4 separate regions of the Mus musculus genome follow, and all the other regions are linked to region 3. A link is a loop called in an ENCODE intact Hi-C map of the cell type or tissue named here. Cell type or tissue: left cerebral cortex. All regions are shown on one strand. Region 1 has its middle 3.2 kb from the start of Gm24578. Region 2 overlaps Ptprg (protein tyrosine phosphatase, receptor type, G). Region 3 holds the start of 3830406C13Rik (RIKEN cDNA 3830406C13 gene). Region 4 overlaps Ptprg (protein tyrosine phosphatase, receptor type, G).

What was found. A loop is a pair of places that touch in the nucleus more often than their neighbours do. Peaks named below come from ENCODE experiments on the same cell type or tissue, not always from the same donor. Only the 100,000 strongest peaks of a DNase experiment are listed, where the experiment ranks them.
Region 1: it touches region 3 in a loop (12-fold over the local background); 4 of 42 quality-filtered maps call a loop at or near these places.
Region 2: it touches region 3 in a loop (4-fold over the local background); 10 of 42 quality-filtered maps call a loop at or near these places.
Region 4: it touches region 3 in a loop (2.1-fold over the local background); 6 of 42 quality-filtered maps call a loop at or near these places.

What each region holds. Positions count from the first base shown.
Region 1 is chr14:12,335,844-12,338,343 of GRCm38, forward strand. No RefSeq gene overlaps it. Among named protein-coding and RNA genes, the nearest start is that of Gm24578, 3.2 kb to the left of the region's middle. In left cerebral cortex, a CTCF peak has its summit at 1,519 (motif pointing left); DNase peaks (open chromatin) are centred at 928, 1,993 and 2,360; H3K27ac peaks cover 316 bases.
Region 2 is chr14:12,151,140-12,153,639 of GRCm38, forward strand. It overlaps Ptprg (protein tyrosine phosphatase, receptor type, G), which reads left to right. Exons shown (of 30, transcript NM_008981.3): 11 at 877-926. Among named protein-coding and RNA genes, the nearest start is that of 3830406C13Rik, 130 kb to the right of the region's middle. In left cerebral cortex, a CTCF peak has its summit at 999 (motif pointing right); a DNase peak (open chromatin) is centred at 989.
Region 3 is chr14:12,283,196-12,285,695 of GRCm38, forward strand. 3830406C13Rik (RIKEN cDNA 3830406C13 gene) reads left to right here and starts at 1,008. Exons shown (of 5, transcript NM_178141.3): 1 at 1,008-1,062; 2 at 2,190-2,273. The coding sequence starts at 2,221. In left cerebral cortex, no CTCF peak of the experiment used is centred here; DNase peaks (open chromatin) are centred at 1,019 and 1,593; H3K4me3 peaks cover 1,220 bases; H3K27ac peaks cover 996 bases.
Region 4 is chr14:12,233,611-12,236,110 of GRCm38, forward strand. All of the region lies in intron 28 of Ptprg (protein tyrosine phosphatase, receptor type, G), which reads left to right. Among named protein-coding and RNA genes, the nearest start is that of 3830406C13Rik, 49 kb to the right of the region's middle. In left cerebral cortex, no CTCF peak of the experiment used is centred here; no DNase peak of the experiment used is centred here.

The DNA of each region.
Region 1 (2,500 bases), 53 kb after region 3:
TCCTTGAAGATGGGGTGAAGAAGTATGGTGTGCCCAAGGCCCTGTGTTTGATCTTCAGAAATAGATTAGTTAATAAACAAACAAGAGACTAAAGAAGCTACATGTCTAGGGAGGAATCAACTCAAGAATTCCAGTGGTTTTTCTCATAAAATGTTGGGCTTTTCCTACTGGAATTAGTTCTGGTAGTAGGGTCTTTAGAATGATTGTGCACACCTGCCAGTTGCTGTTCTGAAGACCCAGTTCTGTGTTTAATCATTCCCTCCTTACCACACGCCTGGGAGACAGGTATTCTTACCATGTCCATTTAAAGTTGTGTGTCAAATGTGTGTGTGCACACACTCACACGCACTTGGGTATGTTGGGGAGGTCAGAGGACAACTTGCAGGGTTCAGTTCTCTCTCCCCACAGGCACCATGCTGGGGCCAGCATCGTTGGCAGCCCCCAACATGCCCATTTTGCAGATACAGAAACAGATAAAAGTCCTTATCAGCTTGTGCAGCTAAGGCAGGATCTGAACTCAGCTTACTTCCATGTCAGTTCCATAGCTCCTAACACTATAGGGTAATTTCTCCTTACAAGTGGCTCATCTTCCCCTAGAAAATCAACCATTCAGGAGCCACAGTAAAAAGTAAAACTCCTTGAAGACAAAAAGCTCCAAATAAGACCTCGGATTAAAAAAAAAAAAATCAGACAGGAAGGATTCAAGGACCAATCGCTGGTCACATCTGCAGCTCAGAGAAAGAGAACACTGTTTACCAGAAAGCTGGTCTGCCTGCAGCAACGAAACTCAGGGCTCTTCCTCTCCTCCAGCACCTCTCTAGGTTCGGTAACACCTCTGTGCTTTGAGAACCAGGAGTCGTCTTTAATCTTAGATGTCTGTTTTTATTTTGAATTGCTGTATTTCTTTTTCCTTCCTTACTTCTAGACACCAATGTATTTCTCTCTGTGAAGCATGAGCAAAGCCCGAGGTGCAAGCCAAGCCCTCAGAAATGTGATAGCTGTTACCAAGGATCTGAGGAAAAGTAACAAACCTAGACTCAAAATCAAAACGCTCGACTCTACTGTCTGGGGTGGCACCCATCCTAATCAGAAATGGGAATCACAGGCTTTGTTCCGGGGTGCTTGGCTGCTGAGCCACTCTGAAACCCCCTTCTCACCTGTGGATTCTGTGCTGGCTTGGCTGAGCACTGTGTTAAAGAACCTTCAAACATTCTTGCTCTAAGGAGTGCCTGGATGTTTACAGTTAGTGAACACATGTATCCTGTCTTATTCAGATATATAATCTTGACCTACTTTGTTCAAACAAGGACATATTAAAATACAACAATTTCTTAGGCCTGATAAACAGGGATGAGATTTTAAATACGCCATGCCCTATTCCACCAAGCCAAGTGTGAACAAAGTCTTGCCTTTCTTGCCACTTCTTCCCCAACGCAGAATTGGGTTGAGAAATTTGAATGGCTACTGAAAGAAAGGCTAGTAGACCACCTTAGTATATGTTGGTAACATATGGTACCCCCCAGAGGCCAAGTGAGGTATTAAAGAGAAAGGGTAAATGTCAGGAACTAATTATCAAATTAAAAGAACTTTGGGAGGTTCCCCTCAAATGTTGGCCTGATGCGTTTCTTTCTCTCTTAGAACATCTCCAGGCTGTAGGATGGGCAGCAGGAGTTTCAGCTCAGCACCTGCAAAGGTCTGAGATGGGGAGGCTGTCCTCTGTGGAGAGCCTGCTTTTCATCTACTTTTCTAACTCTTGGCCTGTTGGGTTCTTCACACTGTCTGTCCACTGTCCAGCAAGGGGCCTGGCCATGGCTCCCTTTTCTTGAGCTACTTTCATCCAGTTTTGAGCAGCCCCGTTTCAGATTGGCCTTTTTATGTTTGATATAAAGAATAGTTGTTGGCCAATTTCATCTTTTCATCGCTGTTCTCTAGGCCTGAATCCAAGTAGTTTGTCAGCTGCTCATTAACTCCCCCTTTGGCTCTTTCTAGTGTGTCTCCTAAGCTCATTGTGCCAAGAACTAACGCTTTCTTTTACACGATTCTCTTTCTCTGCTCCATCAGGGAGACAAATTACTTTCCAAAAGGGATCGCCAGGGATGGTTTAATGAGAATTTCTTTGGGGCTAGGCATGGAACGCAATGTAGTTAACATTCGGTGGACTTAATTGGACTTTTCTTTTCTGCCTCTTTTTAAAAAAAATCTGAAGCTATCCTGTTAATCTCTCATTTGTAATCAATTGTGTTGACTAAACAAAAGTCTAGGTCGTCTTTTCTTCCTGTCCCAGACAATCCTTTGTTGCCTGTAAATGCCGAGTTCTTGAGTGATGCTGGTTCTGTGGATGGCCCGATTGTTGACAGTTCATTACTACGCTTTTGTCCAGTTAATCTTTCTCGCTGTGTTTTGCATGTGCATGCCTTAATGAGCTCCGCTGGCAATTAACATGTTTCTGGGAGCAAACTGGTTGCTCAGACGTTTGAGAGGGACGTGCAGGGAAAAGGGC
Region 2 (2,500 bases), 130 kb before region 3:
GCCAGGGCTACACAGAGAAACCCTGTCCTGAAGAAAAAAAAAAAAAGGAAGGAAGGAAGGAAGGAGAGAGAGAGAGAGAGAGAGAGAGAGAGAGAGAGAGAGAGAGAGAGAGAGAGAGAGAAAGAAAGAAAAAGGAAGGAAGGAAGAAAGAAAGAAAGAAAGAAAGAAAGAAAGAAAGAAAGAAAAGAAAGAAAGAAAATAGTAAATTGTTGTAAGTTAAAGATACATGTTAGAGTCATTGAAAGGATGAGAAATAGTGAACAAAGGGGCAATAGAGAAAAAACACTGGAGTGATATAATCCCATTTAAATAAAAATATATGAAACCCAGAAACCCAACAGTACTTGAAAATGCTTCCTGGGCTGGAGAAATGGCTCAGAGGTTTAAGAGCACTGGTTGCTCTTCCAGAGGTCCTGAGTTCAATTCCCAGCAACCACATGGTGGCTCACAACCGTCTGTAATGAGATCTGGTGCCCTCTTCTGCCCTACGGGCATACCTGCAGGCAAAATTATGTATACATAATAAATAAATCATTTTTAAAAAGAAAGAAAATGCACCTTAATGTAGTTGCTCAGGTGTTAGATGTAATCGAATCCTGGGCATCTCACTGTTGTTGAAGTTCTATCTCAATGAAACAAAACCTTAATAATTACAGAGTTTAGGTGAATTGCTTGGCAGAAACAGTTGGCTAGATCCCAGTCATCTGAATATGTCTGTATGACTTGGAGGGGGAATGGTTGGAAAGAGTACAAAGAAATAATATTTGTAACATGAAAATTATGTGTAGTTTAGATTTGTGTGTCCATTGGAAGGTTTTATTGGGAGCACATCTGAGCATTGTGTGTTGTTTACATCATAACTTCTTTGTTTCTCAGCTAATACTACCCGGATCTTCCAAGGGACCAGGATTGTGAAAACAGGAGTGGTAAGTGGAGAACGCTGGCTGCTCTGTTACAAGTGGTAATTTGGATGCAGTCAAAGCTGTGACCACAAGGTGTCAGCATAATGTTGTTGAACTGCACACATACAGCCCTTCAGAGATAAGCATGCATTTTGCTGTATAATTTACTGTGCCATGGAGGAATATTGGTGGCTTCTGATGTATAATTTTGTCAAAATAAAAATATTTCAGATATGTAATTATGAATGACCGCCAGAATCAAGTGATACAGGAGTTCATCCACTCAGAGCCCTTCACTCACCTTATGGTGCAATGAAGAGGTTGTCGCCCACATCTACTCATAAGAAATGACCAGCGCTGGGATAATTGTAGCCTGAAACTCACTAAGTACATCCCAGTTTTCAGACACAAGTTATTCTGTTTGCATCTTCAAAGACCTTAGGGTGAAGGTGAAGAAACTGAGTTAAACAGATGGGCCCATCATCACACAGTGAGGCAAGGAGTCAACTCAACATTCAGTTGAAGGGCTTTTCTGTGTTTGGCGCTTAGTCTTATGTGAGAGTTGATTTTTGGTACTCATGGCTATCCTTAAACTGTAAGGTTTCCATGTGAAGTTGAATGAAGTTCCAAAATGTGTCTTGCTCTGATTAACTGTTTATACTAGTATAAGTAGTGAGGTATAGTTTGGGGTTTTCTGTGCCTGCTTGTAAGGGCTGAACTTGTGCTGTTATCCCCGAACACATCCTGGTTTGGGTAGAAGATGCCGTATATGAGTATGCCCCTGTTCAGCATAAGGAAAGGATGAGCTGAGGTTTGTCCACGTGCAGCCCTGCCACCGAGGCTTCACAGTCATGCACTTTGAATAAGCTCCCTATCCCCTACACACCTCAGTTTCCCTACCCAGAGAATGGGTAGCATGGTGAGCCCCAGCACAGGGGTGGCACATCCTAAGAGGAGTGCCTGTTGTCACCCTGAGTGTTGCAGGCGCAGAGGCAGAGTCTGTACTGTGGAGAAATGCAGACACTCCAAAGGCTCTATAGCTGGGCTGCATGCAACCAGAAGCTGCAGAGACAGGAACTACGTCTTCAATCCCATGTCCAGAGTATGCCTGCCGCTTCTGCCACTGCCATTGCTGACCTGGGCTGGCTACCCTCCCTCTGGCTTTGTTGACTTCCTTGCTGTATGACAGTGGCCTTGACTCTGTCTGCTGATTTTCCACATCTCAGAGCTAGGCAGTCACCTGCAAAACAGCACACATTGACTCCTGCCTCTCACCACCCCCTCCCCATGATGGGTTGACCTGGACATTTTATGACTTACTCGTAATGCTTCTGTTTCCCCATCTAGGCCAGCCCTGAGCCACATCAGAGAACACCTGAGTTCGATACACTAGTTAAGGTTTCAATTCAAAGTAATTTTAAAGCCACTGAAGTAAGACTTGGTCACCCTGGGCCAGCACTGGTCAGCTTTCACACTGTAGCTTATGAAAACTCATAACAGAGGAGACTACAATCTGGGTGTTTGCAGAACAGGGCCTCGAGTTGATTCTTGGTTACTGATACACTCTACATTTTTTCTTCATCTCCTTTTCTCCACAC
Region 3 (2,500 bases):
ACATACCAAAATTTAAAGGGAACTTTACAAAACACAAAATGTTCTTTTGTTGTGGAAAAAAAAAATGTGGCTGGGGAAGTGGGAAGTCCCACACTGAGAATGAAATAATACCTCTATTGAGAGAGTAGCATTATAAGATAGGAAGAGCCAAGTATCATAGTCCATGCCTTTACTCCCAGGACCAGAGGCAGAGAGGCAGAGAGGGGGAGAGGCAGAGAGGCAGAGAGGCAGAGAGGCAGAGGTATGTCCTGTGATTTAAAGGACTAGCCAGGTCTACATAGTGAGACCTTGCCCTAGAAGTAAAGAAGTGAAGATACCTAAGTGTGTAGAAAAGAGGCTTTCAAAATAAAGGACACACTGAGTTCAAAGTGTCTAAATTCGGTGCTACATTTAATGTAGGTAACCTAGGAGGAAAAACTCACTTAAATGTGTTCTGTTTACCCTTTACCAGCTGTGCAACTCTTAGTTAAGACTTTATCACTCTTCCATATCTCTATCTATAAGCAAAGAATAAACAGAACTACTCGCTCACAAAGTTATTTCAAGGAATAAAATGAAGCGTAAGGGTACACTTCTGCACATGGGAGGAGTGCTGTGGGCTAAACAACACAAGGCTGTGAACTTGCTGTGTTGATCTGTGTGCGACCTAGAGGCTGCTCTGCAGGCCTCGGATGAACAAACTTAATGACAAGTCTTTGGATAGTCCCCACAACACTCACGCCTTCCCCCCCCCCCCCCCCCACTGGAACATTCCAAAGGAGGAATATGTTACAGGGAGGAAGCCAACTGTACTCCCCGAAGACTTTATAACATATGCAGAGACCACTTTTTAAAAGCTTGAGCTATCACCACATCTTCTTCCAGGTTTCTAAGGCCCCTTTTGGGGAATCTTCCACAGTCTCATCTCCCTGAGGTGCTCGAACCCGCGCCAGAGCCAAGCCAAGCCAAGTAGCTGGGACTCTGACTGACGTCAGGAGCGTAAAGTACGCAAACATGGCTGCCTGACCACGCCCAGGTCTTGCGCAGGCGTCGTCCATGGCGCGTTCCCGGAAGAGCTCAGAGGTGGGCGCAGTGTGGTCACAGCCCGTAGCCCCTGAGGCAAGGGGGGGATGAGGAGGAAGCTAATGAGGGGAGCCAGGTGACCAGAAAGGTTTTCCAGAGTTTTCTGGGACGAAAGGCGGGACTTGGGGTGGCCGTTGGGCGCTTCCTCGCTTCAAAAGGCAGAGTTTTTCTTGAACTGCTCCCGAAGGAGAGGAAGAGAGGCGGCAGGAGTGGCTTTCCAGGGGCGCCTGGACGCTGCCCTGGTCGGCTGCAAACCTCGCCGGGAGGAAGGCGAGGAAGCCGGGCGTGAGGTGGGCCCTGGGCGGAGAAGGAGCCTGCTGAAGGGCCGGGCAGGCCCCTGTGCAGTGTGCGGAGCACCCAGAGCTCGGGCGTCCGGTCGCCATCCGATCCTGAGCGAGCGGCGTTTAATTTCAGAAAGTTTAGGGAAGTCTCCTTCACGGAATGTCAGTGTTGGATGTGTCTCCCTTTGGTGGGGCACCTTTAGCTTGTGTGCTCAGCCTAGCGCGTTCAGAGCACGTCATTAGCCCACCATCTATACTTGTGCAAGTACTTTAGCCAAGGGGAGTGGTGCCTGGTGTAGTGTGCCATAGGAAGTCTCCAAACGCGAGTGCTGACTTGCTAGAACGCGGCGGGCAGACTTAATCGACTTTTTCCTAAGTTACACATGTAAAAATACTTCCCCTGTTTGGAAGGGTCATGGTAGCACTGAGCAGTCTTCCGCTAAAGGCAAGACCATGAGTTCCCAGTTGGTCCTCAGACGTGTTTGCCTTTCTGTCTATGAGTGTGTGTTGAATTTTTAGGTTTTTTTTTTTCTTTCTGTTAAAATGTCCATTAGTCTTAGTGCCGGCTGTTTGTTTGTTGAAATTCTGTTTAAGATTAGAGCTTGGGTGGAGGTAGCAGATATGAAGCGTCTTGAGTTTACCTGATCCATGGTGTTTTGAGTGAATTTGACAAATGCAAAAAAAAAAAAAAAAATTAATAAAAATGTGCTTGAGTGCATTCTTTCACATTACACATAAAATTGTCAGTTTTCTCTTTTGAGAGAATTAATGTATTGTTTCAGTACTAAAACCAAATCGCACAGTTGAACACATGGGTAAAGATAACTAAATGTTTTTATTATTTAGCAGAAAACTTATAGCCCAGCTTTGATTAAAGATGGCTTCCTTGTTTACTCAAGAAATTCACCTTTCTAAAAGACATGAAGAAATGTAAGTTTTTGAAAAAGATACTTCAAATACAGAGTGTATGTTACCTTTATTAGTGAAACATGCACAGGAAGACAAAAATGTGAAAGTATCATTTTCTGACAGGACATTTTATTGTAGATAACTTCATTGTCTCTTAAGAATGAGAGTAAACGACACAATTATGTTCTAAACATCCACATAGCTATTTATTTTTATATATTAATATCAAAATGTTCCCTTCCTTCACC
Region 4 (2,500 bases), 50 kb before region 3:
AGGCTCTGCCAGATCCTGACCAATACTATGTAGATGCTCAAAGCCAGCCATCAGCCTGAGCACAGGGACCCCAATGGAGGAGTTAGGGAAAGAACTGAAGGAACTGAAGGGGCCTTACTTGGCATCAGTGGGAGGAGAGGCTCTTGGTCCTGTGAAGAAGAATGCCCCTGTGTAGAGGAATGCTAGGGAGGTGAGGTAGAAGTGGGTTCGGGGTGAGGGTGGGGGTTAGGGGAGCACCCTCATAGAAACAAGGTAAGAGGGGATGGGATAGTGGGTTTGCAGAGGGGAAACCAGGAAAGGGGATAACATTTGAAATGTAAATAAATAAAATATCCAAGTAAAAAAAGAGTGTGGAGCCAGTCACTTCACCTGAATATGCCTCTTTGATATCAAATGAAGACAACAGCAGGATAGGTTCATTGGGAAGGGTTAACTCCTTGTATGTGGTTATCTAGAAGAGATCACAGCACACAAGAGTGTTGCCAAGAAGTGAGGAAGAGAGACAGCTCTCCGAGGGCCTGGGCCCCAAATCTCTCTGTGAACAGCATTGAAACAATCACAGTCATAGTGAGACTGTGGAGCACGGACAATTGTCCATGTCTGTTTAATTAAACAGAGAAGGCTGGCACCAGAATTGCAGTGTACAGGCTAGTCCTGAATATTCTAAACATCAGGAGTAAAATACGGTCTAACAAAATCTAGTGTATAAAGTTGCATATTATGAGAAAATACGCTTTATCCTAGCAATCATACTAACCATTACCAAAATGTATGAATGAATTCAAGACATTTTCAAAGGAATATTTTTTAAATCAACATAATGATAAAAATCAGTAGAAAACCTCCATAATAAATAATAGAATAAATTAGCATCGATTCATACCCCCACCAATGCCTTCAGCAAGCAAAACAAAGAAAATAAGCCACTATCCTTAACCTGATACTGTTTACAAGAAGCCCATGGCACATGGTTTTATTTGTATTCAGATCTTTAATAGCTTGACCATAAAAAGTATTCCTGCTTCCAGTGATGGTACATTAATCAGTTCAGGGTCTAACTGAGATAGCAAACACAAAAATAAGAATAAAACATAAAGAGGCAGTGCTCACATCATATGCCTGCCACACAGAGAACCTTCAAAGATGTAGCCCACTGCCCAGAGAACCTACAAATTAATAGAGTTTCTTCAAGAGTTGTGCCTTGTGCCTGTATACAAGTTTACCAAGTCAACATCAACTGAAGGCAAACAGACAGTGCCACTAGAAGAGGCCATTTGGAGGAGAAGCAGAGACTCTATGAACTTAGGAATTAACCAAAAATACAGTGTGTGAAGATCTAAACAACAACAACAAAAAACAAATGCTGAAACCCAGCCTACCTGAATAAAGGGAGAAAAGGCATGGTTTTGTGAAGAAGAAACTTCAAAGCTGGAAAGACGTGCCTTCCCTTGAACTTATCTGTATATTTATACAGGGTTGTAAACATCCTAACATCATCTTCTGTTCCTTGATAGTCTGGTTCCAAAATCCTTATAAAATAGGATAGGATGGAGCAGAAGTTTATAAGTGTTCTGAGAAGAATATGAAATGAAAACGTGCAGTGCGTGGGCTTTGGGCTATAGCAGCAGAATGTGTTTATAATCTGTTCTTGGAACATGACAAACACAGATTAGAAGGTATAAAAGAAAATCTTTATAAAAACACTGGACTGCTGAAGCCGGGCGGTGGTGGCACACGCCTTTAATCCCAGCACTCGGGAGGCAGAGGCAGGTGGATTTCTGAGTTCGAGGCCAGCCTGGTCTACAGAGTGAGTTCCAGGACAGCCAGGACTACACAGAGAAACCCTGTCTCAAAAAAACAAACAAAAACAAAAAAACAAAAAACAAAAAAAAAAAAAACAAACAAACAAACAACCAAAAAACACTGGGCTGCAGACAGCATTCTCAAGATCAATCTCTTCCCCCACAATCAAGGGTAACCTTGCTTTACATCTAAACTGCACTGTATTCCAGAGAAACAAAAATGATCATAAACAATGTTTATAAAAACTGGAGAAGGGGAAAACACTTGAAACATGTACTAGGAACACTATAACATCATTCATAAAACCATTTGAAAGCAACAAACCTAACAGATGTTACCCAAAGTTTATTAGTGAAAGAAGTTTAGAAGAGTAAATACAGATGGTCAAAAAATATATTAAGAACTTTCTTCACACTCAAGGAAATCACCCGTCAGCTTCACAAAGGCGTTTACGTTTTAAAGTGAGAAGTCTGACCAGGTAGCAATCAGTTTGAAGGAGGGCTATCTTTGAAACTTAAAATGTAATAACTATACAGCTTAAACTGTCTATGACTGACATCAAGGCCTGCTGAAACCAGCATTACCATAAACAGAGGTGCTGCTACACTGGGATGCTTCTCTGTTATGATGTCACTGGCAATAGGAATTCCCAGCTGCATTGTAATCTTACAGGAACATCATAAGTGTAGCCTGTGGT